Linked DNA regions of Mus musculus: all the other regions are linked to region 1. Evidence: chromatin loops called from intact Hi-C (ENCODE). Cell type or tissue: heart. All regions are shown on one strand. Links, peaks and the distances in the headings refer to the core of each region. The heading gives the core; the rest is flanking DNA.

Region 1 (4,856 bases), core at 503-4,502:
CACAGCCGGGTTCTGCCCCCACTCAACGGCCCGCCCCGCCCCCGCCCCGCCCCCGCCCCGCCCCGCTCGGGACCACAAACGGCGCCCAGCGGCAGCACGAACGGTCGCGCGGAACGTCTCTCTGGGCTAGCTGCCTGCCGCGACTTCCCGCGCAAGGCCGGCGGGACAGGGACCCGCAGCCTAGGCGGCGCTGAAAGATGCCGCGGCTGCTCCGGGTGGCGGCCGCTAGAAGCCTGGTGCTCTGAAGGTAGGAGCTCGCCTACCCGGCAGGCGCGGAAACTTGGGCCGAGTTTGCGGGCGGCGCGTGGGCAAGGGGCGGGTGGCCCTGCCCCAGGGCGCCCCTACCGGCCAGCCCCAGGACGGAGCGCGGGGACCGGGGCCCAGGTGCTGAGGCTTCGGGCGGTCAGACTACGGGGCCCAGTCATACCGCTGCCCAGACTTTGCCAGGACTTGGATGCTCCCTGGGCCTGGTAGAGCTCCGGAGCCACAGCACTGCCTGGGCGTTAGGGCTGGCGAAGAGTCAGGCGGATCCCTCGGGCCTCTCGCGGGGCCAGGCTCACGCGGATTGCCGGGCGCCGATTCGGGGTGGCGGTGGGGGGTTGGGATTGGTGGCGGCGGGCGCTGAGGTGCCGCGGGGCCGTGGACGAACCCTGTTGGAACAGGACCGCCTGCGGTTTCCTAGCCACTGCTTGACTCACTCTCTGGCCACAGCCCAAGCTGGCGGGATCGTCCCGAAGGAGGTGGCTGCCCAGACTTTGAGGCCGCCCCCCCCCCAGCCCCCCAGCCTTCTGGACCTCAGTGCAGTCTGCGGGCATCGATCCGTGGGGTTCCCAGTGCGAATCTCCTGACTTTTTTACACGTTTACGTGAGCTAAGGAAGGGCACCGTTGGGCAGTGGGGGGCATGTGTGCAGATTCGGGCCATGCATGTACGTGTAGGAACAGCTTTGCATGCGTGGCCCACGGCAGTCTGTGTGTCAGCCTGCCGGGGTGCACGTGCGTTGCAGAGGCGCGGAGAGAGAGGCTTGGGGACACCCGGAAGCCTGGTGTGGCGGTGGGGCGCCAGTTCCCTACTGAAGCCGGCTGGCTGTGAGCCACTGGCACGAGGGTCACGGGCGGGGCCGGGAGAGGGAAATTAGGAGCGGAGCATCCGGGGAGACCCTTTCTCTCAAACTGAGAAGTGTGGGCTGCTCCACGTTGAGTGAGTGCTCAGAACCTCAGCACGCAAAGTTTTTAGAAGACTGGTATCTGTTAGAGCGGAGAGAATACTGATGCGGGCCTCAACTTGGCTGGGATCGCGCTCTTCATGAGGCCCCAAGGATGTGACGTGGAAATGGACCCACGGAGTTGTCTGTCTCCCTCGTGGAAAAGCAGGAGTGTAGGCGCTTGACCCTGCCCTGGGTTCTGGCTGAGGTTAGAACTCCTCTAAGAACTGGCAGAACTTGGACATCTTCACGGTAGGATCACCTGTTGGCCCTACCTTCCCCAAGCGCCTTAGGCTACTTTGGTATCCGGAAACAAGGCACCTTCTTTTTGGCTACTCTCTCAGTGGGGGTGGCCTCTACCGAGGGAGCTTTCCATCCTACTGGCCGGGCATTACGTCACCGCCTCACCTTTCAGAGTCTTGGGTTGGCTTTTTGGCGCCCTCACTCCTCCTACAAAGACTCCTGAGGGTCCCAGGGGTCTGGTTCTCAGGAAGTCTCCAGGGCCAAAGGGCACGGGTTGGGCTGAGCCCTGGAGAGACGGACTCTTGAGAGGGGTGGTTAGAGCAGGTCCCAAGGAGCATTGGTGGAGGTGAGACCAAAGCCAGCCCTTAATTAACCCAGACCTCCCCAAGGATAGAGTGGGCTTGGTACCTTCTGAGCCATGTGAGTCTTGTGGTGCAGAGTCGGGTAGATCTCTTTCAAGGCCATTTTGGTCTGCATAGTGGGTTCCAGATGGAGAAACAGGGAGACCCAATGAGAAAATAAAATAAAGCAAAACCAACCATATAAGTATGGAGCAGTGCAGGATGGGGCCTTCCCTAGACCATATTACCACCCTTTACATTTTCTTGTCACCTTGCTGGTCTAGCTGAGCCCCTATAGTCATGACCACTGTTCAGAAAGGAGGAGAAAGGTGGTCCCTGCTTGCTGGTGACAGAAGTGTGTGACACTTTACCTGTGACCTACTTATAGGAATATTGATCCCATTTACCCTTTTCTAAGCCACTGGGAGTTTTAGGGGGTAGGAGTGCTCACTGGGGGAGGGAGAGGAGGGCCATTGATAACCCCAACTGAGAAACCTCAGAGGGAGCCACCCATAAGCCATTGGGGATGCCTGTTTCTTAACGAAAGTGCCTGTGATAACTGGACATTGGTCCTTACCCTTCTTTGGACTTCCCTCTGTGCTGTATTCTTTTCTTTCAAGTAGAACCTAGATTTATTAAGGAAACATGAGAAAGAAAGGAAGGAAGAAAAAGGGAGAGAGAAAGAAAGGAAGGAAGAAAGAAAGAGGGAGAGAAGAAGAAAGGAAAGAAGGAAATGGGAACAGCACCAGGGAGAGAGAGAGAGAGAGAGAGAGAGAGAGAGAGTGTGTGTGTGTGTGTGTGTGTGTTTCTCCCAGCACTTAGTCTGCCCATCACTAAAGCACTGTGGAAGTAGTTGCCAGCTAGGATTCTTGCCTTCCACCTCCCCTGGTGTACACACACATTTATCATGTTCACAAGGCTTGGCGATGACACTCCTTCCTTAAGCCAAGGACCTTCCTGTTGGCACCTCAGCGCCATCTGGTGGTCAGCTTTGACCCTGCTGCGAGCTGACCTTACTTGGTTACCCAGACACCTCTTAAGAGGGACTGCCCTGTCCAATCAAGACTAGTTTGGTTCTGGGGACCTGGCTTTGAGGTTCTGGATTTGGGTAAGACAAGCAGATCAATAAAGTGTTAGAAGAAACTAGAATTTGTAGGCAGTGCTGGGATTTCATGTCTTGGCAGGTTTATTTTTTGTTTTTGTTTTTGTTTTTTTTTTTAAGACCTGTGACATCTTGGAGTAGGAACTTCTTGTCCTATCCCTTTCATTAGTGACTTTGGGATAGATTCCTCTTTCCTAGGAAAGCCAAGGCAGCTGACACTCCAGCATTGCCCAGAACCCCAAGGCCCCTAGTACATGGTTCTTATGGTGGAGTGTAGACTTACCCTAGTACATGGTTCTTACGGTGGAGTGTAGACTTGTATGTACGGCCACAGCACACATACTTGTTCACTTGGGTTCTATACCTTAAAAACTACAGCTATAACTAGGTGGTGGTGAACGCCTCTAATCCCAGCACTCCGGAAGCAGAGGCAGATGGATCTTTTGCAAGTTTTTGAGGCCAGCCTTATATAGCTACAATAACAACAACAAACCTACAACCAGAAACAAAAAGTAGGGTCAGAAACCTGTGCAAGTGTCACTTCTGCACGGAGTCTCAGCTGAGTAATACTAAGAGCCAGGGTCTCGGATGACAACAAGTCAGAGTGGCCTGTGTTCTAACTATCTTGGCCTCTCCTCTCTTCCAGGTCAGCAAGTCAAGTAGCAGGGGTTCAGGAGAGCTTGACACCTTCATAGTAATGGCAGAGAAGCGGCCCCTAGGGCCTCTGGGGCCTATGATGTATGGCAAGCTGCCTCGCCTGGAGCCAGACCCAGGGCCAGGACACAGCCTGCCCCTTTCTGCTAGCAGCCAGGACTCCTGCAATTACAAAGGTGCATATTTCTCCTGCCCCATAGGGGGTACTTCGAAGGCAGGATCTGAGCGGTTGGCATCCTGGACCCCATATCCATCTTTGTACCCCACTGGTGTGGCAGGATCCCCACTCCGGGGTGACAACCTACTGACAAACTGCCTGCTCTACCGTCCCCCGACAGAAGGCTCTGAAAAGATACAAGACTCAAGTGAGCTGCTGCCCTTCGGTCCCCAGGCTCATGCGTACCCAGGCCCGCCCCTGGCCGCGCCCAAGCCTGTCTACCGCAACCCTTTGTGTTACGGACTCTCCACTTGCCTCGGAGATGGGGGAACAAAGAGATCATTGGATGGTGACTGGACCCTGGTGACAGGGCCCCTGCTGCCTTCTGCTGACCCACCCTGTCCTCTAGCTACAGCTCCTGGCAAGGGCCAGCCCCTGGATGGGACGTTCTTGCGAGGACTACCATCTGGGGGACCTGGCAAGGACTCTTCCCTGCCTTTTTCCCCGTGCCAGGCATTCTTGGAGAAGTATCGAACTATCCAAAGCACAGGTTTCCTGGCTTCCAAGTACACCAGTCCTTATCCTGGGGATGCAAAGCAAGCAATGTCTGAGGGGCCCTCCAGTCCTTGGACTCAACTTGCACAGCCCCTAGGGCCACCTTGCCAGGATGCAGTGGCAGCCCACTATCCACTGCCCCCACCGCCACAGGCCCTGCCTTGCCCTCCATCTTGTCATCCAGAAAAGCAGGGAAGCTATGGCTCGTTGCTCCCACTGCCACCTCTAGGAGCCCACAAGGGGGCTGCGTACCAAGCTGGGGGGCTGGGCAGCCCTTACCTGAGGCAACAGGCACCCCAGGCTCCGTACATGCCCCCTCTTGGGATAGACAGTTATTCCTACTCCTCTGCACCCCTCCCAGCACCATCACCAGGGCTCAAACTGGAGCCCCCTCTTGCTCCAAGGTGCCCACTGGACTTTGTTCCCCAAACTCTGGGTTTTCCTTATGCCAGGGATGACCTCTCTCTCTATGGGGCATCCCCGGGGCTTGGGGGAACACCGCCTTCCCATTCCCAGAACAGTGTGCAGCCTGTGCCACAGCCCGGTGCCTTCCAGCGAGCATGCCAGCCTTTGCCAGCCAGCCAACCCTGCTCTGAGCCTG
Region 2 (4,856 bases), core at 626-4,625, 170 kb before region 1:
GGTTACCCAGGCATGGAGGGAGCTGGAGCTACTGGGTTCTCCTCCCGTGGCTGACCTTGACCTTTCATAGAAAGAGCCACTTAGCACCATCTTTTGCATTGATTCACGCTGCACTGGATGAGGCTTCAGAAATCAACTGTTCCTATGCCTTTCATATAAGTAAAGGGTTTGGGGGAGGGAATGATCCTGACGCAAGATCACACACCAGGTCAGGAGTACAGCCTTGGACAGGACCCGGGACTCTTGCTTCCCAGGGCAGGTACTGTGTACTGTTTATTCATCCAGCAGATAATCAGGGCCGTGATGGTGAGGTAAGAGGTGGGTGGTGGTTAATCTGGTCATCCTTAGGGAGATTGCTGGTAGAGGAAGAAGCAAAGGCAAAGGCCTGACGTCTAAACCGCGAGAGATCATTGAAAAGGTTCCATGGAGAAAAGGGCCATCCCGACATCCACAGAGTCCCTAAAAGCAGCAGTGCTGTCTTCCACACTTCTCTGCTCAGGGTTTGGTTCTCAGTGACTGTGGCTGATGGAGCGAGGTGTGCTGGCCCAGCCTCCAGGGTAGAGGTTCTGATGTGAGCATCAGCCGGAGGAGGAACCCAGTCAGCTGCTCCTGTGGAGTGGCCCACTGCGTCGTATTTGACTCTTAGAAGTCAGTTTGTGTTTTGGAACTCAGCCTGGTGCACAAGGATGGGACAGGCTACAGAGCTGGCTCCAGACGAATTCTCCTTGCCTGTGGTTCCAATCCACTGGCATCCAAGTACCTTGTCCTCTCTGTCTGCTTCACCAGCCAGCCAGCCAGGCACACCCCAGTAACTCCCCCCGGTCTCGGCCCTCTCACACATCACCAGCACCGACATTGCTTTCTCACAACAAAGCACCAGGTTCTCACCTCCCTTGATATTCTGGCCCAGATCTGAGGGACCATGCAGCCCGGCTGGTCCCTCCTACCCCTCCTCGGGACTCTTCAGCGTCTCTCATAACTGACACCGTGTTCTCTGCCATGCCATTCTCCTTCAGACCTCTGCACTTTGCAGGGTTATTCCATTTGAAGTCATTTCTTCTTGCCTGAAAAAGTGCTCATCCTTCAGACTCAGCCTGAACGGTACCTTTATGTGACACGGTCTCTGAGACAGTCCCTGGGCAGCCATGGCATAGGTATGGCTCTTAGAGCAGTGTATGGAGAGGAGGCCTGACTTGGTCATCATACCGCGTGCTCCCAGAAGCTGGGACTTTTAAAGCCCACAGCAACTCCGGCATTTAGATGGCCTAGGGCATGCCACATGCCCCTTGTTCTGTGACTGAATGAAGAGGATGCCCTTTCTTCTCTTTTAGATTCTAGACCCAGGCTTCCTCAGCCCCCAGAAAGCCACCAGACCTCACATGGAACCAAAGGCCCCATGCCCAGCCGCCGTCCCCTCAGAGGAGAGGAAGTTCCGTGTTCTTGTGGGCGTCACTGGCAGCGTGGCCGCTCTGAAGCTGCCTCTCCTGGTATCTAAGCTGTTGGACGTTCCTGGGGTGAGTATCTTCTCAAGATGAGTGCAGTGGCTTCTGGCACTAAGGAGTCCTGCGTCTGCAGGGCATGGGATTTTCTTTCCCCTTAATCCTGGTCTGTATAGAAGGAGATCCTCTGTGTGTGCTGGTGAGTGAGGCACACAGGAGACAGACTAGTGTATAAGATAAGCAGGAGCTAGATTAAGTGAGATGGTGTAGGCAGGGTGTGACCCCACACACTGACCCTGAGGGCCCGTGACAGCCTGTGGTCTGAAGGGCAGAAGGGTCTCAGCACTCCATGCTCCCCCACTCCCGCTCTTGTTCCTCCCTGAGCTCTGAGGCTCAGCTCTCTCTCCTTGTTAGATACCTTGCTTGTTTCTAACACACCGAAAGCCCCAGGGGCTGCTCACTGCTTGTACCTCTTGTTTCAAACCTAACTCCTTCCAGTGTTCTTAGATACTCCAGAAGCCACTCCTGTGTGATGGGATGGGAGATTTTTTTTTTTTTCACCCTCTGTTCTTGGCTAGGCCACCTCAACGTTGACTAATTTTATATATGAGGATGCAGGAGCAGAAATTCCAAGACTGAACTATGACCAGCTCCAGCAGGTAGATGCTTCCCTTCCCCAGAATCCTCTGTGGGTCTGCGTAGCCTCCTGTTGTTCCTGTGTTCCATCCAATGACCACTGCTGTGGGTTGGCTCCTGCATATAACTGCTCTTTCTCTTCACTTTTCAAATCTGTACAAACCCTCCACTCACACACATCTTCTCTGCCTGTTCCAGCCTGGGTGGTTTTATTTCCATTTAAACTCATTTGACATAGTCCAGAGGCTGCGTTGGTCACTGCTTGTGTTAGTTAATCTAGCACTAGTTTTGTGGGAGCACACATTAAGACACAGCCGAAGTTGCTTTTCCTTCCTTGTGTCTGAATAGCCCCCGAGGTGGGGCTACCTAGGTGGCTGTATCCTGCATGTCCAACAGAGGGCGCTTCTCTCACACAGATGACTGCTGTGGGTCCTTCCAGTCTGGGACTGGAAAGGCTTGTTTTTTTTCTTTCTATAAACTTCTACTGAGAATGAACCTCCTCTCTTTAAGTCCCTCCCTGCCCGCAGGCTAAAATAAGTGATGAAGATGCCAACCGTGCCACAGTCAGGAGAAGGGAGACTCTCATGGCTGCCCTCTGCTTCATGTGCCCCAGAGCTGTTGGCAGAAGCTGATCAGATAGAGCCTGGAAGGCAGAAGGCCTGGAGAGGGGTTTTGACGTTGTCACTGCCCCCTGGGGAGAGAGTCTCTCAAACAGTTCGTTTTCCCATAGCCCCAGAGCAAGTGAGTTTCCGGGTAGGAGGATGGGGGTAGGGAGTCCTATCCCAGGACACAGATGGGCAGCCTCAGAGCACAAGGGAATGGCAACACCACCACTTCCTCCTAGCCCACGCATGTGTGGGGGTGTGAGGAAAGGACTGCCTGCAGAGTAGTGGCTCCACCTACCCCAGGCTTTTTTAGCCTGGGCCCCTGGGAGGGAGGACAGGCTGTGTCTGGAACAGGCCTTGGCCCGTTCTTTCTCTGGCTAGGGTTGGAGCCCAAGTGAGGCAGCCAGAGGGCACTGACCTGTGGAGGCCTCTCCTTCCCTTTACTCTGGAGAGCTGGCCTTTCTTGTTTCCAAGTAGGGATGATTCCTCCTGCCCATCCCCCAGGTGTGGAGATGGAGGGCAGATGGCACAGTTAGACAGCAACTTGGCACAGGGCTTGACACGTGGGAGCACTTAACAGTGTGTGTTTCCTGCCTGGCACTTCTCTTCTGCTATATGTAAGGGCCTCTGGGCCAGCACACGGCTTGAGGTACTGAGACTGCTGAAACACCAGCACGGGAGAAGCCCCTGGAATGACAACCTTTGCATTTGTGAGGGTCCCCAGGCCGTCATTCTGCAGGTCGGCCGCTAGCTGAACCAAGCTTTGTCCTGTAGGGCTCCGAGGTGTTGTAATGCCCTGTGGGCGTAGCCTGTAGCTTGTCTGATGGACACTTCTCTCCCTTCTCCGTACTCCTCCCTTCAGTTGCTCCCCTGGGGGACTGGGCTTCCCAATGCCCCTTTTATATCAGGGTCTTGGTCCCTTGGAGCAGTCACCCTCAGCTCTTTGCTGGGGCAATCATTCATGTGAACAAGGTTTCCCCCAGTTCACTTGAGGACAGTCAGCTTATGAATGGGCAGTAAGCACCTGGGCGTGGGTTGTGGGTAGCTAGCCATTCTACACACATACAGCTAGTGTGGCAGCATGTGTGGGTGTCCTGGGAGAGCCTCAGACCTGGAGGCTGTGCCATCACACCACAGGTAGGCCAGAGAGATCAGAGTGAGGCGGGGATAAGTGCTGGCCTTAGCTGATGACCGTATACATAAAGTCACCTGCAAAGGAGTCCAGGAGCCTTTTTGTGAGGCAGAGGAGTGTGCCTACAGGACCGGGAGGGACAGTTCTTACTGTAACCCACCTGTAAGCCGAGCATTGGGACCAGGGGGTGAGGATTTAAGGGTCAGCCTCAGCTGCAGGAATAGAAATGTGGCTCTGGTGGTTGACTGCGTGCTGCTAGGGACAGAGGCCTGGAAATTGTGATCTCCAGCCCACGTCAAACCAAGTGTGCTAGTGCAAGCCTGTAGTACTAGCACAGGGGAGACAGAAGCGGGAGACTTGGCAGTTCAAGGCCATCCTCAGCTACATATCCAGTGTGAGGCCAGTCTTGAAAACAGACAAGAAGGAGGAGGCATAGAGGTTTCACAACCCTGGGACCCTGAGCAAGTTTACTTCTGTTTGTGTTTCCTTTCTCAGCCTTAGTTATCCACGCAGTGAAGAGGAGGCAGGTAGACAAGGGGTCTCTCCTGAGCATCTCTTTGGCACTGGTGTTAGAAGATTCTAGATGTGACAGCAAAAGGGACCAGGACAGAGGTCACCCAGGAGGATGTTTTGCAAATCTTTAATTGTCATGTACTTGGACAGCAATGCCATCCAGGTTGTCAACTCAGATTTTACACCTTGGCAGGAAGTCCGGCTTGAACCTTTCAGACCAGTGTGGTGGAAACAAGACAGACACCATAGTTGCTTTTCAGGGCAAGTGGGAGCAGGACTGAACACCAAAGGGAACATCCCCCACAGAAGGAGTTGTGGTAGTCCTTGGGTTTACAAGAAAGATAAGTTTCTAGCATATCTATCAAGACACTTGGGGCTGAAAACGAGAAAGGAGGACCTTGCTCATAGGTATATGAAATAAATTCTGCCTCTCCAGACAGCTTGTCAATATATAGAAAAAGTGTAAACGCTCAATAGCCTTCACTTCACTCACAGAGTTAAATCCCATGGTTGCAAAAGCTCACCCGAGTA
Region 3 (4,856 bases), core at 482-4,481, 58 kb before region 1:
GTGAGTCACCATGTGGTTACTGGGAATTGAACTCAGGACCTCTGGAAGAGCAGTCAGTGCTCTTAACCACTGAGCCATCTCTCCAGCTCTGAATCCTACATTTTCAATTGTGCTCTTGAGCTTTAGATTTTCCATTTAAATTTCTGGTTTTGTTTTATTGAGTTCCTATATGTTAAATTACTGTCTTCATACTTTCCTTTAATTCTTTGAACAGCTATACAATAACAGCTTTAGTATTTTTGTCAACAAAACCCAACACCTTCACCCAACCAGTCAATTCTTAACAATTAGTCTGCTCTCAAAGTAGACTTTTTATAGGAAAAATCACTTTCAAAAGTTTAAAGGTCAAGGAGGGGAGCAGTTGGCTTTCTAGGCAAAGTGTTATCAGCCAACCTTTAGGCTGATTGGTCCTGAGTAAGGTAAGGGGGTTGGTAGATAAGTTGTGAACAGGAGAATTTCAGAACATTGAGATAACAGAGCATGACTATTATAATCATAAATGTTTGGCTTATTAGTAGCATTCTTCAGTGTCAGCCACAAAAACTATAGTGAGCTCATATGTAGGTGCAGGAATGGCTGCCCAGTGGTCAGCTCTGACTCAAGATATTTTAGATATAACAGTTCATTTTTTAAATAATATTTATTTATTATATGTAAGTACACTGTAGCTGTCTTCAGACACTCCAGAAGAGGGAGTCAGATCTCATTACAGATGGTTGTGAGCCACCATGTGGTTGCTGGGATTTAAACTCAGGACCTTAGGAAGAACAGTTGGCGCTCTTAACCATTGAGCCATTTCACCAGCCCAATATAACAGTTCATCTTGACCTTTGATTTGATGGGTCCTACATAAGGCTTTGCGGAATTTCATAAGATTATCAAACCTCATACAGAACATTCAGAATATACAGAACAAAACAGGAAATGTGGTCAGCATGTCCTTGAGCCAAGTCACTTCTCTGTGTCAATGACTGGCAGGCATGTTACAGCAATAATATGAAATAGCTGACAGACATGGAACAAAATGGTCACAGCTATTTTGGGGGGATGGGGTCAGACCACAACAGTGTTTTGCCTGTCTGCATGTATATATAGCTTGTACATGCCCAATGCCCAGAAGAGGGCATCTTCCATCTCTTTTTGGTCATCTCTGATCAACACAGCTGGTCACCCTTTTTCATTACCATCATGCCGTTGGTCTTCTTCCTCAGGAAGGTCATCTGTGCCTGCTTCAGGCTCTGCCTGCACGCTAGTCTGATCTTTCCTCACAGAGGCGCTGCTTTGCTCTCCTGTGTTTGGTTTTGGAAACCCAAGACAAGGGGCTGACATGCATATTTTACACATCAAAGCAGACCTGGCCTCCAGGTTCTCCCAGCATCCCTCAGGTGCTATCTGGCATACCCTGCCCCCAACCCTGAACTGTCCAGCCCAGGGGCTGGGCTGCCCTTCCCCCAGAGGCTCTTCCCTATGTAAACTAAATGTTTTGGTCTCTTCCTCTCTCTCCTCCTTTCTCCTCCTTCTCTCTCTTCTCTCTCTGTGTCTAAGCACTTTCTCTCCCTCTTCTCATTTCTCTCTCCCCATGGTGACTTCCCTGACTTCAGGCTTGGGGCCAGTAAACTTACCCACCTGAGAGCAGCTACCCAATAAACCTGATAAATATAATTCCAATAAGTATAATCTAATCTATCTTGAATTAGCTCATTTTACTACTTGCGGAGAAATAACCTATCAATGTGTGACACTATTCCTGGGAGACTGAAGAAATGTCAACTCTCCCCATATAGGAACTGACAAAGAAACAAAACCAAGAATGCCATTTTAGTGCAATGTGGGGAACCGTTGAGTATTACCGTCGTTACTGGCAGAAATGTATATGGGTGAGGGGTTCCTTGCAGGAGCAGGAATGATTCTAAGGCAGCTGTATCCCCAGAGCTCACCCCAGCATGATTGACAGCTCACTGGGTTGGACAGTGTCCTTTTAGGTGCCCCCATTGGTCTGAGCCTCTTCCAGGCAGTCCCACTAGTCTGGGAGAGTCTCTGAGCAGTCCTTACAGTTTCCTGGATGCTTGGGGAGGGAGGTCTAGTGAATCCAATCCATTTCAGGAACTTCCTGAAGCTATTTTGAGTTGTTCAGTGAGCTTAATGGGCTTCCCCACAGGGTGGAAGGTTTCATCTCTCTTGAGAGCAATCTGTGTCTCCCTGAGCTTCGCTCCAAGACGGACAGCTTTACCTTGGAGGAAATTGCTGCGTGAGAGCTCTTCTTGTGGCTTATCCTTATCTCTACTGTGTGCTGTGCTCTTTGTCAATTTTTCCAGCGTGTTCAACAGAGAATCTGCTTTTTAATTTTATCTGAGTCAGCTCCTCCTTAGTGTCCTGAAGGTCATGGCTGGTTGTCCACTCCTAGGACTGAAGCCACTTTTGTCCCTTCCGGCGGTGTTTCCTGATACATGCTGGCATTCAGTGGGACTCTCCGCATCGCATCAACAGGAGGAGGAATGTGTGCTGGAGAACGATATGTCCTGTCCCATGAAAGCTGGTCCAAATCAAATGAGGAACTGCAGTTTCCTTCCTCGATATAGAGCTTTCCACCCCCTGGCAGCTTCAAACACGGAAAGCACCCGCGCTGACACACTAACAAAGAATGATGCAGGGGAGTGGCAGGGAGCTTCTAGGGAATTGCTGAAACATTTTAATAAATGAAGTTTTTAAAGAGACAAACCTGAGGACATGATTATAAATCTATAGATATTTTGCTGGGCTCAAAATTCTTCTCAGCCTCTGCCAGGCTTGACTGCTCTTTGCTGATTGGTCCAGTTCTTCACCCTATTTGAATGTCCACATTAAGCTAATCTTGCCCCAGATGGCATCCTGTAAATCTGAGCTTCGGTGGTGGAGGACACACACAGCGCCTGAGAATTCAGTGGAGGAATGGTCATTGGCCACAGGATTCCCAGAGGGGATCTTTTCCTTCCCCAGCCTCCAAGGCTCTATAGCTTGGTCGATGACAGGAATCCCTTCCTGATCCACTTTCCAGCTGGCAGATGTAGACCACTCATCACTTCACTTCAGAGGTCTCTTCCAGAAGCTTGGAAAACTGTAACCCTTCTCAGACCTGCAGACCTGCTCTGCCAAGGATGGCTTTTGATGGCTTCTGATGTTTTTGGGAGCGTTGAACTAATACTTCTCAGAGCTGTACAGGTTCTTGGGCTACTCAGGAATTAACAATAAAGTACCTCCAGTTTGCAACCTGAATATCTGCCTGTTCTGATCTTGGAGTAGGGTGGGCAAGAACCTGGCAGGTGAAAGGACCAACCTCCTTTGCTTTGCACCTGCAGTCAGATTAGTATCTAAAGCCTTTCCAGCTTTATTCTGTCACCCTTTCCTGCCAGGCATTTCCTTCCTTAACATACTGAATGCCATATTAACATATTAACACTGAACACAGCTGATGCACAGAGCAACCCACAACTTTGCTGTGTTTCAAGAAGATTGCTTCCCTGTCAGATTCTTGACCGATGGAGAGTTGAGAATCTCAAATAATCCACTTGAGTTTACCCAATACATTTTGTCATGTTGGTAATATTGCTAGCCATCTCCTTAGGTGAAAGCTTGAAACTGTAGCTCAAGATGCGGGGGTCAGGGGTTTCTCTGTGAAGCGTTGGCTATCCTGGAACTCACTGTGTAGACCAGGCTGGTCTTAAACTCACAGAGTTCTACCTTGCCTCTACCTCCCAAGTGCTGGGATGAAAGGCATGTGCCACCACAACGAAGAATTTCTGATTTCAATGAGGCAAAATAGATCCTGAGATGATGTCCCAGCCAGGCCAAGATGACCTGGACTGTTACCATGGAAATGTTCAATGCTCCACTTTATTTTTTTTTTCCTATATTCTACTGAAACCTGGCTGCTTTTTAATTTTTTTATTGCATTCATTTGGGGTCAGGGAGAGGTGTGGTGTCAAAGGACAACTTGCAGTCTATTAAGCTTGAACCTCCTTAGCACACTCCAGCTTGCTTTTGCAGTGTATTCTGGGTTTAAGATCATTTCGTCACAAGCCTGCTATCAGCCACATGATGGTCAGAGCATTAAAAGGCTCATAGACAACATCATAAAGTAAGGATTTATGAAAGAACTCAGTGGGGAAACCCCCACTCAGCTCCCGATTCGGCGTGCACCCAAGAATCACGAATAGAACACAACACCTTGATGTAACAACAAGAGGTTTTTTAATGGCGGAGCTCCGGGTCGAAACGTATCTCACATAACAGGAGACAGTGGATTCGACCACGAGGCTTGGAAGCTAGGGGTTTTTATAGAAAAGGAGTGGGGCTGGGGGAGGAATTGGCGCGGTTTCACATGATTGGTCCATTTAAACATCAGCAGCCTGTAACATTTAACTTAGGTCAGAGGGGTGGGAGCTAGGGAGGCGATGGGCTTGCATGTCCTGGTCTGTTCTGCTATGTTCTCAGCCCCAGGTTTCAAAGCTCAGAAACAACTCTTTGGGCTATTTAACATACATTACATGAATTACAGTTTTATTTCCTTTCATTTACAAGAACAGTAACAATTCAGAAGTTTAAAATAATATCTAGGCACAGTGGCTGCCTAAATTAGTTTATTTTGCTTCGATGAAACACTATGACCAAAACCAAGTCGGGGAGCAAAGGATTTATATGGCTTACATTTCCATATGACAGACCATCAATCAAAGGAAATCAGGACAGGAATTCAAGCAGGGCAGGAACCTGAAGGCAGGAGCTGCTGCAGAGGCCACAGAGGAATGCTGCTTACTGACTTGCTCAGTCTGCTTTCTTAAAAAAACTCAGGACCACCTGGCCAGGGGAGGCACCACCCA
Region 4 (4,856 bases), core at 247-4,246, 51 kb after region 1:
CCCCTCTGTTGATGAGGCCCCCTCCTCCCGAGTTTAACATTCCTGGTTTCCCTAGTGCTCTTTTTTTTTTTTTTTTTTTTTTTTTTGTTATAACCCACTTTCTCCAAATGGTTTGTTGTGGAGTCTGAGATCCCTGGGAAAAAGACCACAGACTCAATCCAATCCTAACTTAAAAGATTTATTGATTCGATGCTGGCAGGACAACAGTCGTAAAACCAAGTCTCAGGCATGTCGTAAAGGAGAGAGAGGTATGGGGAACGGTTTTAAAAGGCAAAACCACAAGAAGACCATCAATATCTACCTACTCAAGCAAACAAGCCTGCTCTGTCAGGGCAACCCCAAAGGATCCTTGGGTGTCAGCATAAGTAAGTTATAGAAGCCAAAGGCGGCCATAGTCTTCTCACCACAGGGTAGGTGGTTGACACTTTGTGTTCCTGGGTGGGGGGCACTAAGTCAGGGTTGTTTTCTGGGAGCTAACTCATCCTCCTGGAACTTTGAGTCTTTAGGTACTAAGAGTCATTAGGTACTAAGATGGTGGCCTAGCAACCAAATGGAGTTTCTCTGCTCTGCGTCTACAGCTAAATTAGACATACATCTTCAGGTCAGACTTTGTTAAATCTCAGTCATCAAACACACACCAGCCTTATGTCATATCCCATAAACCTGTGTAACTTAGACCTGTGAGCTGGCTTCAGGCTTTCATGGTCTTGTTGACATCTGTTATTTTTCATTCTTAGGACAATATCTTTTTTTTTCTTAAAGATTTATTTATTAATTATATGTAAGTACACTGTAGCTGTCTTAAGACACTCCAGAAGAGGGCGCCAGATCTCATTATGGATGGTTGTGAGCCACCATGTGGTTGCTGGGATTTGAACTCAGGACCTTCAGAAGAGCAGTCAGTGCTCTTACCCGCTGAACCATCTTGCCAGCCCCCCCCCCTTTTTTTTAATCACACAAAATCCACTGCTATCCAAAATATTCTCATTAACCCCTTTAAAAAAAAAGATTCATTTATTTATTTTATGTATATAAGTTCTGTAGCTGTCTTCAGACACTCCAGAAGAGGGCATCAAACACCATTACAGATGGTTGTGAGCCACCATGTGGTTGCTGGGAATTGAACTCAGGACCTCTAGAAGAGCAGTCAGTGCTCTTAACCATTGAGCCATCTCTTTGTTAACCCTTTTTAACCAAAAATAAATCCTCAAAAAAAACTTTCCCCCTCATACTTACTCTTTTTTAAAAATTATTTTTCTAAAAAAAAAAATTGAATCCAAATAACATACATGGCATGTTATAGCAAACTAAGATTATCTGTACACACACTGTAGTGGGCTACTAAACTATAATTATACCATCGCAGAAAAGTATTATTAATACTTCAGCTGCTAAATCTACTAGGAAAACTGGTCTTTGGTAACTTAAGATGAGCCATAAATTGTTATACAATGTATCTTTGTCCTAAAGGTTATGAGAACTGCTTAACTGCTCATTATCAAGAGTTGGAATCCTGAGGGCGAAGCCCATGTGACCTGATCTATGTCCTTCTCCAAACACACACACACACACACACACACACACACACACACACACACACACACACACAATATATGCAATATACAAAATACTTCAAAATATACATATATTATACATTTATGTATATATAATACACATATGTAATATACTATATATATAAAATAATACATATACATGTACACACATAAGTATGTATAGTAGGAAAGGGGGAAGAGAACTGTTAAATTTGTGATAGAAAGACCAGTTCCAAAATTTTGAACCAAATTGGAAGCAAGCGTTAATTAAATACTTACTGCGGTTATTGTGAGAAGGTGTGTCTGCTAGCTTGAGGAGCTTGCTGCCCCACGGAGAGAGAACTTTCAGGAATTTGCTGTCTGACTGAGAAGCTGCAGGCTCAAGCTTCTGAACTGGTAATGGATTAAGTTTGAAAGCAGTAAAAGAAACAAGTAGAAACAGTTAGAAGTGTACTTTGCTGTTGAAATAAGGGAAATATTTAGTTTGAGAATAATAAAGTCAAGTCTCTGAAGGAAGGAGAGAATTAGATTAAAACTGAAAATATATTTTGTTAAGATGTGGAATATACAATGGCAGAGGGCAAGTGGACCCGGTATAATTTTATTTCATATATCAGCATAGAAATATATGTTTGGTAATGACCACAATTTTCAATGCTCTCTTTAAGGAAAGATCAGAATAAAGCAGACTTTGATAAGGAGAAGATTGAGAAATGGAATTCCAGATTAAAAGTGATAGAACAGAGATTAGAGGATCCTGTAGATAAGAATAAAGAAACCTTCAGACAAATCCAATCTTGAGCCCACGGCGCCACCTACAGGATGGCCCATTAGAAAACCCACAACTAATTTTCCAGTTACTGTAAGAGAAGTAGCTCCAGGAGAGAGAAATCATACTGGCTTGAAGTATTTGGCTGCTGGCAGCCTATAGAAATACTAGACTTAAAAAGACTTAATGAAGCAATAATGTCTTATAGCATGCATTCACCCTACGTGAAACAGATAATAACTGGGCCATGCAAAAATTGTATAATTCCAAAAGATTAGAGAGATTTGATGTCATCCATGTTAGAACCTGGCCCTCAACTACGGTGGCTGACATGGTAGACAGATGAGGCTTCAGTTATGGAGCAACAGAATCAAACTAGAGATATTAATATTGTCAAGGATCAGTTGCTAGGTGGAGGTTAATATTCTGAACTAGAGTACAAATTATGTTTTTTTTGATGCCACCTTAAAGTAATGTCATTTAAATGCTTGGGACAAGGTTGAACAAGGGAAAATGATCTGGATCATTTACAAAGATAACCCAGGGTTCAGACAAACCCTTTGGCTGACTTCTTTTTTTTTTTAAAAAAAACAAAGATTAACTTCAGCTCTAAATAGAGCAATATCAGATACAGATGCTAGAGAAATAATTGAGTCTTTTGCTTCTGAGAAAGCTAATGCTGAATGCAAAAAGACTGTTAGATCTTTAAGAGCCAGATCTGTACCAATTTTTTAAAGATTTATTTTATTATTATTATATATATGTAAGTACACTGTAGCTGTCTTCAGACACACCAGAAGAGGGTGTCAGATCTCATTACAGATGGTTGTGAGCCACCACCATGTGGTTGCTGGGATTTGAACTCAGGAACTTCGGAAGGGCAGTCAGTGCTCTTAACCACTGAGCCATCTCTGGTACCCGATCTGTACCTATTTATGAGTGGATTAAAACTACTTCAGATATTGGATGTAATGCTTACAATTTAGTTGTGGATGGACAGACAATGGCAGAAGATATGAGAGCTCAGGCTGTCCAATGCTATGGCTGTGGAGAACCAAGCCAGCTCCTAAAGGACTGTGAGCAAACAGGATACATTTTTCTCTAATGAATGTCCCTAGGGGGCTGGAGAGATGGCACAGAGGTTAAGAGCACTGACTGCTGTTCCAGAGGTCCTGAGTTCAATTCCCAGCAACCACATGGTGGCTCACAACCATCTGTAATGGGATCTGATGCCCTCTTCTGATGTGCCTGCAGACAGTGTACTCACATTTTATAATAAACAAATTTTTTAAAAATGATAACCCTGGAATATGTAAAAGATGCAGAAGATGGGCACACAACGCTTATGAATGTAGTTCATCCAGAGATATTAGAGGCAATTCCTTATGGTCAGAAAACTGTCTAAGGGGCTTTGCTTGGGCCCCAACAAAAAACAAGAGCCATTTGTTCCCTATCAGCCAAGGAGAGACTGAGAAAGCGACTGGAAAAATTAAAACCTACTATGACAGACAGTGCTGCTCCAAACTTAACTAAACCATTCAATCAAGATGGTGTAGCTACAACAGATAAAACAAGAGGATTCAAGTACTAGACAACAGGTATTTCGGCAAACTGCTATAAATGATGAGAGACCAAAATTGTAGTAACAATTAGATGGAATTGAGATTGAAGGTCTAGTGGACAACTGGAACAGATGTAATAATAATTTCACAAGATCCCTGGAATCCAGCTTGGCCACTTCAAAAGGTATCTGCACAGTAACTAGGGATTGGGAAATTGTCTCAGGTAATACAAACTCTAAAATTGATTAAATGTATAGGACTGGGGGGCTGGAGAGATGGCTCAGCAGTTAAGAGCACTGACTGCTCTTACAAAGGTCCTGAGTTCAATTCCCAGCAACCACATGGTGGCTCACAACATCTGTAATGAGATCTGGTGCCCTCTTCTGGAGTGTCTGAAGACAGCTACAGTGTAGTTAGATATAATAAATAAATCTTAAAAAAAAGTGTGCCGGACGTGGTGGCACACGCCTTTGATCCCAGCACTCGGGAGACAGAGGCAGGCGGATTTCTGAGTTCGAGGCCAGCCTGGTCTACAAAGTGAGTTCCAGGACAGCCAGGGCCTCGAAAAACCAAAAAAAAAAAAAAAAATGTATAGGACTGGAAGATCAGGTAGGAAGGTTAATCCATATGTGGCAGATATAGCCATGAACTTATGGGAAAAGATCCTGATAAAGGTACTGAAACAATGTCATCAAAGACAGTTACAGACTGTCCATGCTGTCCATAAGCAGGATGCAGCAGAGGCTGCCTCCACTGTGAGGAGGGCCACTGCTGATAGAGTACCCACTGCTCTACCACTAAAGGGTTAACCTACAAGCCTGTTCGAGAAGTTACAGGCCCTAGAACAACAGGTCCAAGAGCAGCTGGAGGCTCTACATATAGAAGAGTTCACCAGTCCTTGGAATTCCCCTCTATTGTCATTAAAAAGATTCTGGAAAATGGAAGACACCGATAGATCTGAGACCAATGGGT
Region 5 (4,856 bases), core at 567-4,566, 92 kb before region 1:
TTTAATGTTGTCTAATTGTCTTTTTCTTTTCAATCCTGGCTTCCTCCCTTGAGACCTGGGTGACTGACTGATCTGGCTTGGTCACTAATGAGGTATCTTAGTATCTTAGGTAGCAGGCAAGGACCTCTACCCACCCTGGATATTCGTACCCCCTCCCCCAACATTTTATATAAGCACCATTCACCCTGAATAAGGTTGAACTGTCTTTCTGAAACTGATCCCAGAGATAAGTCTGTCATCTCAGTCACACTATGGGCTGTCTGAAACCCCATTCGTCGACTCTGTTCCCTTTACCCTCATGGGATGGTGGCCAGTTACCCTAGGGAGAAGGGAGGACCACTTGCAGTTAGAAACAGAGGGAGATAACCACTGAGCTCCACTTGCTCTGTCCTTGTGTTCAGGTGGTGCCCAGTCACCCACATTCAGGTTGGATTTTCCATCCTCAGTGAAACTCTCTGGAAATGTTCTCACAGATATACCCAGAAGTGTCTCTTATGTGATTCTTTTTTCTTTCTTTTTTCTTTTTTAATTGGATATTTTCTTTATTTACATTTCAAGTGTTATCCCCTTTACTGGTTCCCCCCACTCCTGGAAACCCCCTATCTTTGTTAGGGTTTTACTGCTGTGAACAGACACCATGACCAAGGCAAGTCTTATAAAAACAACATTTAATTGGGGCTGGCTTACAGGTTCAGAGGTTCAGTCCATTATCATCAAGGTGGGAGCATGGCAGTAACCAGGCAGGCATGGCACAGGAGGAGCTGAGAGTTCTACATCTTCATCCAAAGGCTGCTAGTGGAAGACTGACTTCCAGGCAACTAGGCTGAGGATCTTAAGCCCACACCCACAGTGACACACCTACTTCAACCGGGTCACACCTATTCCAACAAGGCCACACCTCTAAATGGTGCCATTTCCTGGCTCAAGAATATACAAACCATCACATCCCCTATCCCATCCTCCCTCCTCCTGCTTCTATGAGGGTGTTTCTCCACCTACCCACCCACCCACCCCCACCTCTCTGCCCTCAATTCCCCTACACTGGGGCATCTATCAAGCCTTCATAGGACCAAGGTCCTCTCCTCTCATTGATGCCTGATGAGGCCATCCTCTGCTACATATACAGCTGGAGCCATGTGCACTCATTGGTTTATGGCTTAGTCTCTGGGAGCTTTCTGGGGGAGGGGGGTGTCGTTGATATTGTTGTTCTTCCTATGCCGTTGCAAACCCCTTCAACTCCTTCAGTCCTTTCTCTAACTCCTCTATTGGGGACCCCTCGCTCAGGCCAATGGTTGGCTGCAAGCATCTACCTCTGTATTTGTAAGGCTCTAGCAGGGCCTCTCAGGAGACAGCCATATCAGCCTCCTTTAAATCTAGTCAACTTGACAGCGAGGATTAACTATCAAATCACCCAATGTGGAAGAGAGTCCAACAAAGTAAGATGGCATTAGAAATATTGATAGCTGCGCAAAGAGGTGTATATTCTATGTTGATGACTGAACACCAAGTGTCCATCAGATAAGGAAACCAATGTACCAACCAGACTAAAAACTAAAGCTGCAAGATCTTGTCTGCAGACCTGGTACCACAAAGAAGCCAGTTCTTCCTGTTCAAATGGCAATATGTTCTGCACTTGCTCAGCCTGGCACCATGAAGTGAGTCTATGAGAGGCTATTGGTGAAGCCTAGTTGCAGTGGAAGACTCCAGTGTATTGGAGATACCAGTACCATGGGATGACAACCAAGAACAGCAGCAGCAGGGAAGTGGAGTCAACCAGGACCTAGAGTGCTACAGAGGGCAGAGCTGGAGAAGTGATGTAAGTCCTTTGGAGAAGCCCAGAAGACTATGTGTGAATCTCAGACATTGCAACAAAAAAATCTGTAACGTTGAAGTTGCTTTGGAGACCCCAAGATGTTTGAGATGCCAGAGCTATGGGATATCTGCTGAAGAAAGCTGCTAACATGGAGTGGAGTCCCCAAAGAGAATTGTGCTGCAGCCAACAAAGCAGAGAGGAATTGGACAGTAGACATGGAGATGCTGAGTTTGGAGTTTGCCTAGCTAGTTTTTGGTCTTCCTTTGGTCCAGTGTTGCCTCACTATAACATTTTGGAATGCTAATATATATCCTGTGATGTTGGAAGTATATGATCTACATTTCTATTTTTATTATATAGGGGATTGCAGCTAAGTGATTGGATGTATCTCAGAAGAGACTTTGAACTTTGGAATTTTAACACTGTTAAGACTGTGATAGACTATGGGGAACTTTGAAATTAGAATAAATATATTTTGCATTATGCTATGTCTGGGCATGGCTCCTATAGATTCATGTGTTTAAACAAGCCTATGGGGGCCAAGGAGTGGAATGTGGTGGTTTGAATATGCTTGGCCCAGGGAGTTGCACTATTAGGAAGTGTGACCTTGCTGGAGTAGGTGTGTCACTGTGGGCATGGGCTTTGAGATCCTCCTCCTAGCCATGTGGGAGACAGTCTCCTCCTGTCTGCCTTTGGATCAAGACATAGAACTTTTGGTTCCTCCAGCCCTACATCTGCCTGGATCCTGCCATGCTCCAGCCTTGATAATAGACAGATCCTCTGAACCTGTAAGACAGCCTCAATTAAATATTGTTCTTTATAAGACTTGACTTGGTCATGGTGTGCCTGCACAGCAATGGAAACCCTAACTTCACTTGTAAATACTGTTGCTGCTTTTAGGCACCATGAGGGCTGCAAACTCCTCTTGCATCCTCTGAATACTTTGTATATTGAAATAGAATTTTCAGGCTTTTGAGGTCTTGGATTGTAGAACTTACCTTTTTAAACTAATTAATTAGTTATATGCACAACAGTGTTTTGCCTGCATGTATGTTGTATACCATGTTTATGCAATACCTATGAATGCCAGAAGAGGGTAGCGTTGTCATTTACCCCTTTTTTTTTTCAAGGGAGGACCTTTAAATTGTTCCCCAATCACTAAAGGAGCAGCTTGAAATCCCTATAGATACCGTGATTAGTCTAAAATAGGATAGTATTGGCATATAACCTGCCTCCTGTATAATTGTGACTCCTTTCTAGATTGCCTATAATTCTAACATGATCTTAACACTGTGTGTTAGGTTTAGCCCCACCCCTCTAGACTGCCTATAATACCTAACATGATCTAAACACTATATGTTAGGTTTTGCTCCACCTCTCTAAGTTGCAGTGCTGGTGACAGTGTCCTAAACAAAAGGACTTGGTCTAACAGGGTTGTTATGAGATAAACAATCTTAAAGGTGGGTTTCTGTTTACCAGAAAAGTGAATCTTATAAAGTGGGTTTCTGTTTACCAGGGTTCCCTTTAATCAGCCCCAAAGGTCAACTATCACAGACAAGGGTATTTAGTTCCTGGTCAGTCCCAACAACTCAAAGACTTGCCTGTTGAATCAAAATCTGCATGCTTTTATACTGTTTTGCTCTTCTCTCTACCCCAACCCATGGCCTTAGTAATATGATTTCCCAGTAAACCTTTCTTTCCATCCATGGACTGGGTCTAGTTCACTGGTTTCACTGGGCCCTCATTTACACTATGTGTATAGCTGTTATACTATGGTTAGGGAGTAATGACAGTAAAGAATTCTATATGTTTACAGTGCATATGCAACCATTTATCAGCCCTATAGCTGCTCATTTGCTACTTTATGGGTTCTTCTTTATTCCATCCTTTCAACCCCCTAACATTAGATAAGAGAGCAAAAAGAGTAGAGTAAAAGAGGAATGACATTATCATTGGACTACTTCCTGCCAACTAAGAGTGTTTTGGGGGACAAGTTTGATCTTCACCATCAGGATAGCTAATTTCTTCTTGTTGTTTCTTCTTTGTGCATGACTACTTAACAAACCACAACCACTAACCTACCACCACTAACCCTGCCTCTTGAGGCTCTAGGATATATATATATATATATATATATATATATATATATATATATATACCCTCTGAAAATTTCCCAGAATTCCAAACATCACACCCCTGCAAGAACTCGAGGCAAATCGTCATCAACTGCTGTGGACAGTCTGAAGCAACTCCATATCCCATAACTGGGATTAAAATGAAAACATATTCTTATAATATTCCTGTGTTAGTTAAAGAAACCAAAATTCTCACTACATTACCCCTCTTCCGTTTTAAGCCTTTCATTGTGCTGTGTTTAGCAAGAAATTATAAATAGAGGCATTTCCAGATCAGTGGCCAGGGTTTTCTGGTGAGCTTTCCTACTGAATTCTAATCCTTAGTAGTTTTGATGGTATCCTCAGCTTTTCCTTTCCTATGGAAATATAAACAAACCTGAATTTCCAACACAAAACTTTCACAAGCTTCCATTCTGATATTAATACATCCTTATAGTATATAGGCTGATTTAATTCCAAAGATTTTCTATAATTCAGTGCCTCTTAGCTGCTGCTGTTGGAAATGGCTCCTACGTTTTGCTGCAGGTCCCCACACTATGTCCCCCATTTGCTTCCTGATAGCAAGAAATTACCTTGGATGACTCTCTTGGACCTACACTCATCAGTCCAATGGCTGCCCTTGCCACATTGGCTGCACACCTCTGGAAGCCTAGGCCTTCTTTCTGGCTTATAGTTAGAAATTGCTGCTAGGAATGGCTTGTTTACTTTTCCAGGGCAAAGTACTGGGCATTTTGAGTCCTCAAACCTTTAGTGTTTTGGTCAGAGTTTCTCTTTGCAAATGGTCATATTTTCTTCAATTGAAGCACCAGGAACTTTGATATTAGCGATCTCTAGCTATATCTTGACAGATGATGTTAGCATGGTACAAGTTAGAACCAACTGATTATATCCTTTATGCACTCATCCAT
Region 6 (4,856 bases), core at 284-4,283, 260 kb before region 1:
TCTGACTGCCTTTCTGCTACTATAGCTTTATAAAGTTTTTTTATTTTGCTGGGCTTGAGGGTGGACAGTGCACACCTTTAATCCTAGCACTTGGGAGGCAGAGGCAGGCAGATCTCTGAGTCTGAGAGAGTTCCAGGACAGCCGTGGCTACACAGAGAAAACCTGTCTTGAAAAACTATACCAAACCAAAAGCCCCAAAACCCAAACAAAACAAGAAATGATTTGATGTGTAGGAGTGTTTTGTCTGTCTTATACATATGTACCACATGCACACCCAACATGTCAAAAGAGGGCATCAGATCCCCAGGACTGGGGAAGCAGATGGTTGCGATCTGATGCCAGGTGGGCGCTGGGAACAGAACTCTGGTCCATTTCAAGAGCAGCTAAGTCATCTCTCCGGCCCTTTGATTGCTTGTATGTTTCCTTTTATCCCTCCCCGAGTCTTGGGGAAGCATGTCGACTCTAAGCTGTACCTTCAGCTCTGTACACTTATTTTTACTGAGACAGGGTCTCACTACATTGTCCAAGCTGGCCTTGAACTTACTCTGTAGCCCTGTCAGACTTTTCACCTGCCTCTCACCTTCCCAAGTAAGATGGGATTCCAGGCCTGTGCTACCACACACAGCAAAAGGCTTGCCTTCTGTGGATATTTCACATAAAAGGACTCATATAATGTGGTCTTTGGTTTTTTGGGTTTTTTGTTTTTTGTTTTTGTTTTGGTCTTATTTTTTCTCTCCCTTTGATCCAGGGTCTCCCTGTATCACCCAGGGAGACCTCCAACTTCAGTTATTCTCAGTCTCTCTAAGGGCTGGGATTGAAGACATGTATCACTACACCCAGTCTTAACTACCTCTACCTCTTTAAAGTCCTATCTATAGATGCTGCCACATACTATGGTACTAAGTAGGATTTCTACATAGGAATTTTGGAGGAACACTATTTAGCCCATAACATAAAATCAATCTGTACTAATTCCTCCCCTTGGTATTATATCACCATACCAGCTGAAAAAAATTAAATTACATTTATTCATAAAGGGGAGGGGTGTCACAGCATGCATGGAGGTCATAGGACAACTTTCAGTCAGCCCTCTTCTTCCTTTCGTGGAGAGTGGGTAGATGAGGGGGTGAGGGTGGGGCTAGGTGGAGAGGTTGGGGGTAGGATCAAACCCAGATCATTAGATCCGGAAGCAATTACCTTTTCCACTGAGTTGTCTTGCTGGCCCAAAACTTCCCTCCTCTGATGGTCAGCTGGCTATTTCCATTGTGGAGCTCTTATGAATAGTGTTCTGAATATTCACGCTTACGCTTTAATATGTTCTGATCTATTTCAATTCTGTGTGTCAGCATAATTTTCATGGTTACAGATCCTGAGAGCTTTTAGCTTGAAAGCCAGAGGCAAGACAAGAATATATTACCGCTGTCACTTAACATTGTTCTGGATGGTCCACCAGCACATTTGGAAGCAGTCATGTACACATTTTGTGTGTGTGTGTGTGTGTGTGTGTGTGTGTGTGTGTGTGTGTGTGCGGGGGGAGATGTTTTCAGTTCTTCTGGACATACATCTAAAACATTATATGAGCCGTGCAGCAAGCGTTTAACTTTCTGAGAGACTGCTTACCAAAACAGCTGCTCTAGTATGAAGGTTGCACTATCCATATAAGTATATAGAGGCACGTTTACATGAAAGCCGGGTCTCTGTAGTGATGTGCTGTCTGAACCAATTCTACTCCCTCAGCTTCCACTCAGACACAGGACTTAGAGCACCTAGCTTTGTGTACACACACACACCACAAACACACAAGGTTTTTCTTCCCTCTCCTTGAGCTCAGAGCCTGTCTCTCCCAAAATGACCTGTAGAGGGCAGCTGAGAGCTGTTCTACAACAATGAATTTTTCTCCGGAAATGTGTATCAAATTGTAAGTGAGGGCAGGTGGTGTCTTCCATGACAAGGCTGCTTGCTTAGCAGATATGAGGCCCTAGATCCAATCCCAGAACAGCAAACAAAATAAAACCACCAAACCTACCACTACCACCACCACCACCACCACCACAAGACTGAAAAAACAAACAAAAAGAGCTGGAAGTGAAGAAAAGGGATTAAAAAAATTATCCTTATAGATTGTGGGGTTTTAAAAATGTGTGTGTGTGTGTGTGTGTGTGTGTGCGTGCGTGCGCACGCGTGGGCATGTGTGTACCATGGCAAGAGTGGGGAGATGAGAGGCAACTTGGAGGAGGTGGCTTTCTCCCTCCACTATGTGAACTGCAGGGATTGAATTCTGGTTGTCAGCATGGTGGCAAGTGCCTTTACCCGGTGAGCCATCTTGCTGGCCCGTTTCATTTGCTTTTAAAAACAGGGTATTGCTCTGTTGCCTAGATTAGCTTTGAATTCCCAATCCTCCTGCTTTATAGTCACTTTAGTGCTGAGATTACAGGTATACGGACAGGTCTGTCCCATCCCTGACAAGAAAACTTGTTTTAGCCAGGCGGTGGTGGCACATGCCTTTAATCCCAGCACTTGGGAGGCAGAGGCAGATGGATTTCTGAGTTCGAGGCCAGCCTGGTCTACAGAGTGAGTTCCAGGACAGCGAGGAAACCCTGTCTCGAACACCCCCCCCCAAAAAAAAAAAAAACAAAAAAAGAAGAAGAAAAAGTAAAAAAGAAAAAAAGAAAACTTGTTTTAAGCTAGAGAACAATTTTATTAGGATTTGAAAAGACACGGTTCTGCAGAGAAGAGAGCTGGCTGAGTTTGGCTCTGTACACCCACATCGGATGGTTTACAACCACCTGCAGCTTCGGCTTCAGGACCTCAGATGCTATCTTCTGGTCTCTGTAGGCACCTGCATACAGGTGCACATACATACATACTCAAATATATGTTTGTTTGTCTGTTTGTTTTGTTTTTTGTTTTTGTTTTTTGTTTTTTTTTGGTTTTTCGAGACAGGGTTTCTCTGTGTAGCCCTGGCTGTCCTGGAACTCACTCTGTAGACCATGCTAGCCTCGAACTCAGAAATCCGCCTGCCTCTGCCTCCCGAGTGCTGGGATTAAAGGCGTGCACCACCATGCCCGGCTCAAATATATGTTTTTTAATGTTTAAAAGAAAAACTCAGGGCTGAAGACATGTTTAAGGGCATGCACTACTCTTCTGGAAAACTTGGGCTCAGTTCCCAGCACCCAGGCCAGGCAGCTCACAAAACTATATGTAATTCCAGCTCCTGGGCATCTGATGCCCCTGGCCCCCTCGGAGACCTGAACTCACATTCTCCTAACCACACAATAAATGTTTATATTTCAAATGTGAACTGCTAAATTCGGTTGAAAGGTGATTTAATGCTATCTCTCTTGCCAATGTAAACACAACTCTATTACTCAGAGAATAATCAACTGAGGTTTTGTTAACATGCATATTCCCAGGTCTTTCTGAGTAGACTTAGTTTTGTTGTTGTTGTTTTTCAGTAGTGGGAACCAAATTCCAGGACCTCACATCTAAGCGAGTACTTTGCCACTAAACTACACCTTATCCCTACTCCTGAGAGAACTAAATCCCAATCGTTTGGATTCAACCAAGGCTACTTGTATTTTTAAACAACACCTCAGATAATACTTATTATCTGATACTTATTTATTTATTTACTTATTTATTTATGTTTTTTTTTCAAGACAGGGTTTCTCTGTATAGCCCTGGCTGTCCTGGAACTCACCTTGTAGACCAGGCTGGCCTCGAACTCAGAAATCTGCCTGCCTCTGCCTCCCGAGCACTGGGATTAAAGGCGTGCACCACCACATCTGGCTTTTTTTTTTTTAAAGATTTATTTATTATATGTAAGTACACTGTAGCTATCTTCAGACACTCCAGAAGAGGGCATCAGATTTTGTTATGGATGGTTATAGCCACCATGTGGTTGCTGAGATTTGGAAAAGCAGTTGGTGCTCTTAACCACTGAGCCATTTCTCCAGCTCCTGATACTTATTTTAAAATTAAGCTAAGAATGGTGGATTATGCCTTTAATCCCAGCATTTAGGAGCCAGAGACAGGTGGAAATCTGTGAATTCAAGGACAGCCTGCTCTATATATTGAGTTACAGGATAGCTATGGCTATATAGCAAGACATGTTTCATTTTTTAAAAAAAGATTTATTTTTTATTTTATTTTTATGAATACACTGTAGCTGTCTTCAGACACACCAGAAGAGGGCATCAGATCCCATTACAGATGGTTGTGAGCCACCAGGTTGTTGCTGGGAATTGAGCTCAGGACCTCTGGAAAAGCAGTCAGTGCTCTTAACCTCTGAGCCACCTCTCCAGCCCCCTCAATTTTTAAAAATTCCATTTGCTTTGTATTGGGGTGGGCATGTGCATGGTGTGGAGTGAATGGAGGTCAGAGCACAGACGGAGGTAATCAGTTCTCTCTTCCCACCATCAGGGTCCAGGGATGGACCAAGGTCTTTAGGCTTGGATGCTAACACCATCCCCCAATGAGCCATCTTGCCAAGTCCTCAGGCAAACTTTTAAAAGAGCCAAGATAGCCTAGTGTTATCATCTGCTTTCTTCCTTCAGTGATCCGGGATTTATTTTGCAGCTAAGAAGGCTGAAGCCCAGAGAAGAAGTATCACAAGCTAAATTTTTCTAAAGCCTCTCTGATTGACACACCAGAAATACCTGCTAACACAACCCAGCAAATAAACCCTCCGTGTAGGGATGGGCATTTTGATAGCAGATACCTTGACAAATACTCCTTGTTCTTTTGTCATAGTTTTCACTAGAGGTCGTGAGAAAACTTACTGTGTCCATTGCCTACAGCTTCAGCAACAAAATCCCCTACAGTTCAAACTCAAAGAAGCTGAGCATAATGGAGAA

What was found. Peaks named below come from ENCODE experiments on the same cell type or tissue, not always from the same donor. Only the 100,000 strongest peaks of a DNase experiment are listed, where the experiment ranks them.
Region 2: it touches region 1 in a loop (8-fold over the local background); 38 of 42 quality-filtered maps call a loop at or near these places.
Region 3: it touches region 1 in a loop (4-fold over the local background); 5 of 42 quality-filtered maps call a loop at or near these places.
Region 4: it touches region 1 in a loop (2.6-fold over the local background); 4 of 42 quality-filtered maps call a loop at or near these places.
Region 5: it touches region 1 in a loop (3-fold over the local background); 23 of 42 quality-filtered maps call a loop at or near these places.
Region 6: it touches region 1 in a loop (2.2-fold over the local background); 5 of 42 quality-filtered maps call a loop at or near these places.

The regions. Positions count from the first base shown.
Region 1 is chr9:57,257,820-57,262,675 of GRCm38, reverse strand. It overlaps 1700017B05Rik (RIKEN cDNA 1700017B05 gene), which reads left to right and starts at 77. Exons shown (of 3, transcript NM_028820.2): 1 at 77-247; 2 at 3,536-4,856. The coding sequence starts at 3,587. In heart, for the core only: a CTCF peak has its summit at 2,778 (motif pointing left); DNase peaks (open chromatin) are centred at 1,055, 1,625 and 2,765; H3K4me3 peaks cover 2,048 bases; H3K27ac peaks cover 1,749 bases.
Region 2 is chr9:57,431,561-57,436,416 of GRCm38, reverse strand. It overlaps Ppcdc (phosphopantothenoylcysteine decarboxylase), which reads left to right. Exons shown (of 7, transcript NM_176831.5): 3 at 1,332-1,514. The coding sequence starts at 1,380. Among named protein-coding and RNA genes, the nearest start is that of Ppcdc, 6.1 kb to the left of the region's middle. In heart, for the core only: no CTCF peak of the experiment used is centred there; DNase peaks (open chromatin) are centred at 1,811, 2,936 and 3,846; H3K27ac peaks cover 2,472 bases.
Region 3 is chr9:57,315,398-57,320,253 of GRCm38, reverse strand. The region is part of intron 1 of Gm39343 (a long non-coding RNA gene); the gene reads right to left. Among named protein-coding and RNA genes, the nearest start is that of Gm39343, 8.3 kb to the right of the region's middle. In heart, for the core only: no CTCF peak of the experiment used is centred there; a DNase peak (open chromatin) is centred at 2,513; H3K27ac peaks cover 298 bases.
Region 4 is chr9:57,207,004-57,211,859 of GRCm38, reverse strand. No RefSeq gene overlaps it. Among named protein-coding and RNA genes, the nearest start is that of Gm46115, 6.2 kb to the right of the region's middle. In heart, for the core only: CTCF peaks have their summits at 815 (motif pointing right) and 2,382 (motif pointing left); no DNase peak of the experiment used is centred there.
Region 5 is chr9:57,349,537-57,354,392 of GRCm38, reverse strand. No RefSeq gene overlaps it. Among named protein-coding and RNA genes, the nearest start is that of 4930430J02Rik, 39 kb to the left of the region's middle. In heart, for the core only: a CTCF peak has its summit at 2,906 (motif pointing right); no DNase peak of the experiment used is centred there.
Region 6 is chr9:57,514,313-57,519,168 of GRCm38, reverse strand. It overlaps a transcript of Cox5a not described here. Among named protein-coding and RNA genes, the nearest start is that of Cox5a, 4.5 kb to the left of the region's middle. In heart, for the core only: a CTCF peak has its summit at 1,851 (motif pointing right); no DNase peak of the experiment used is centred there.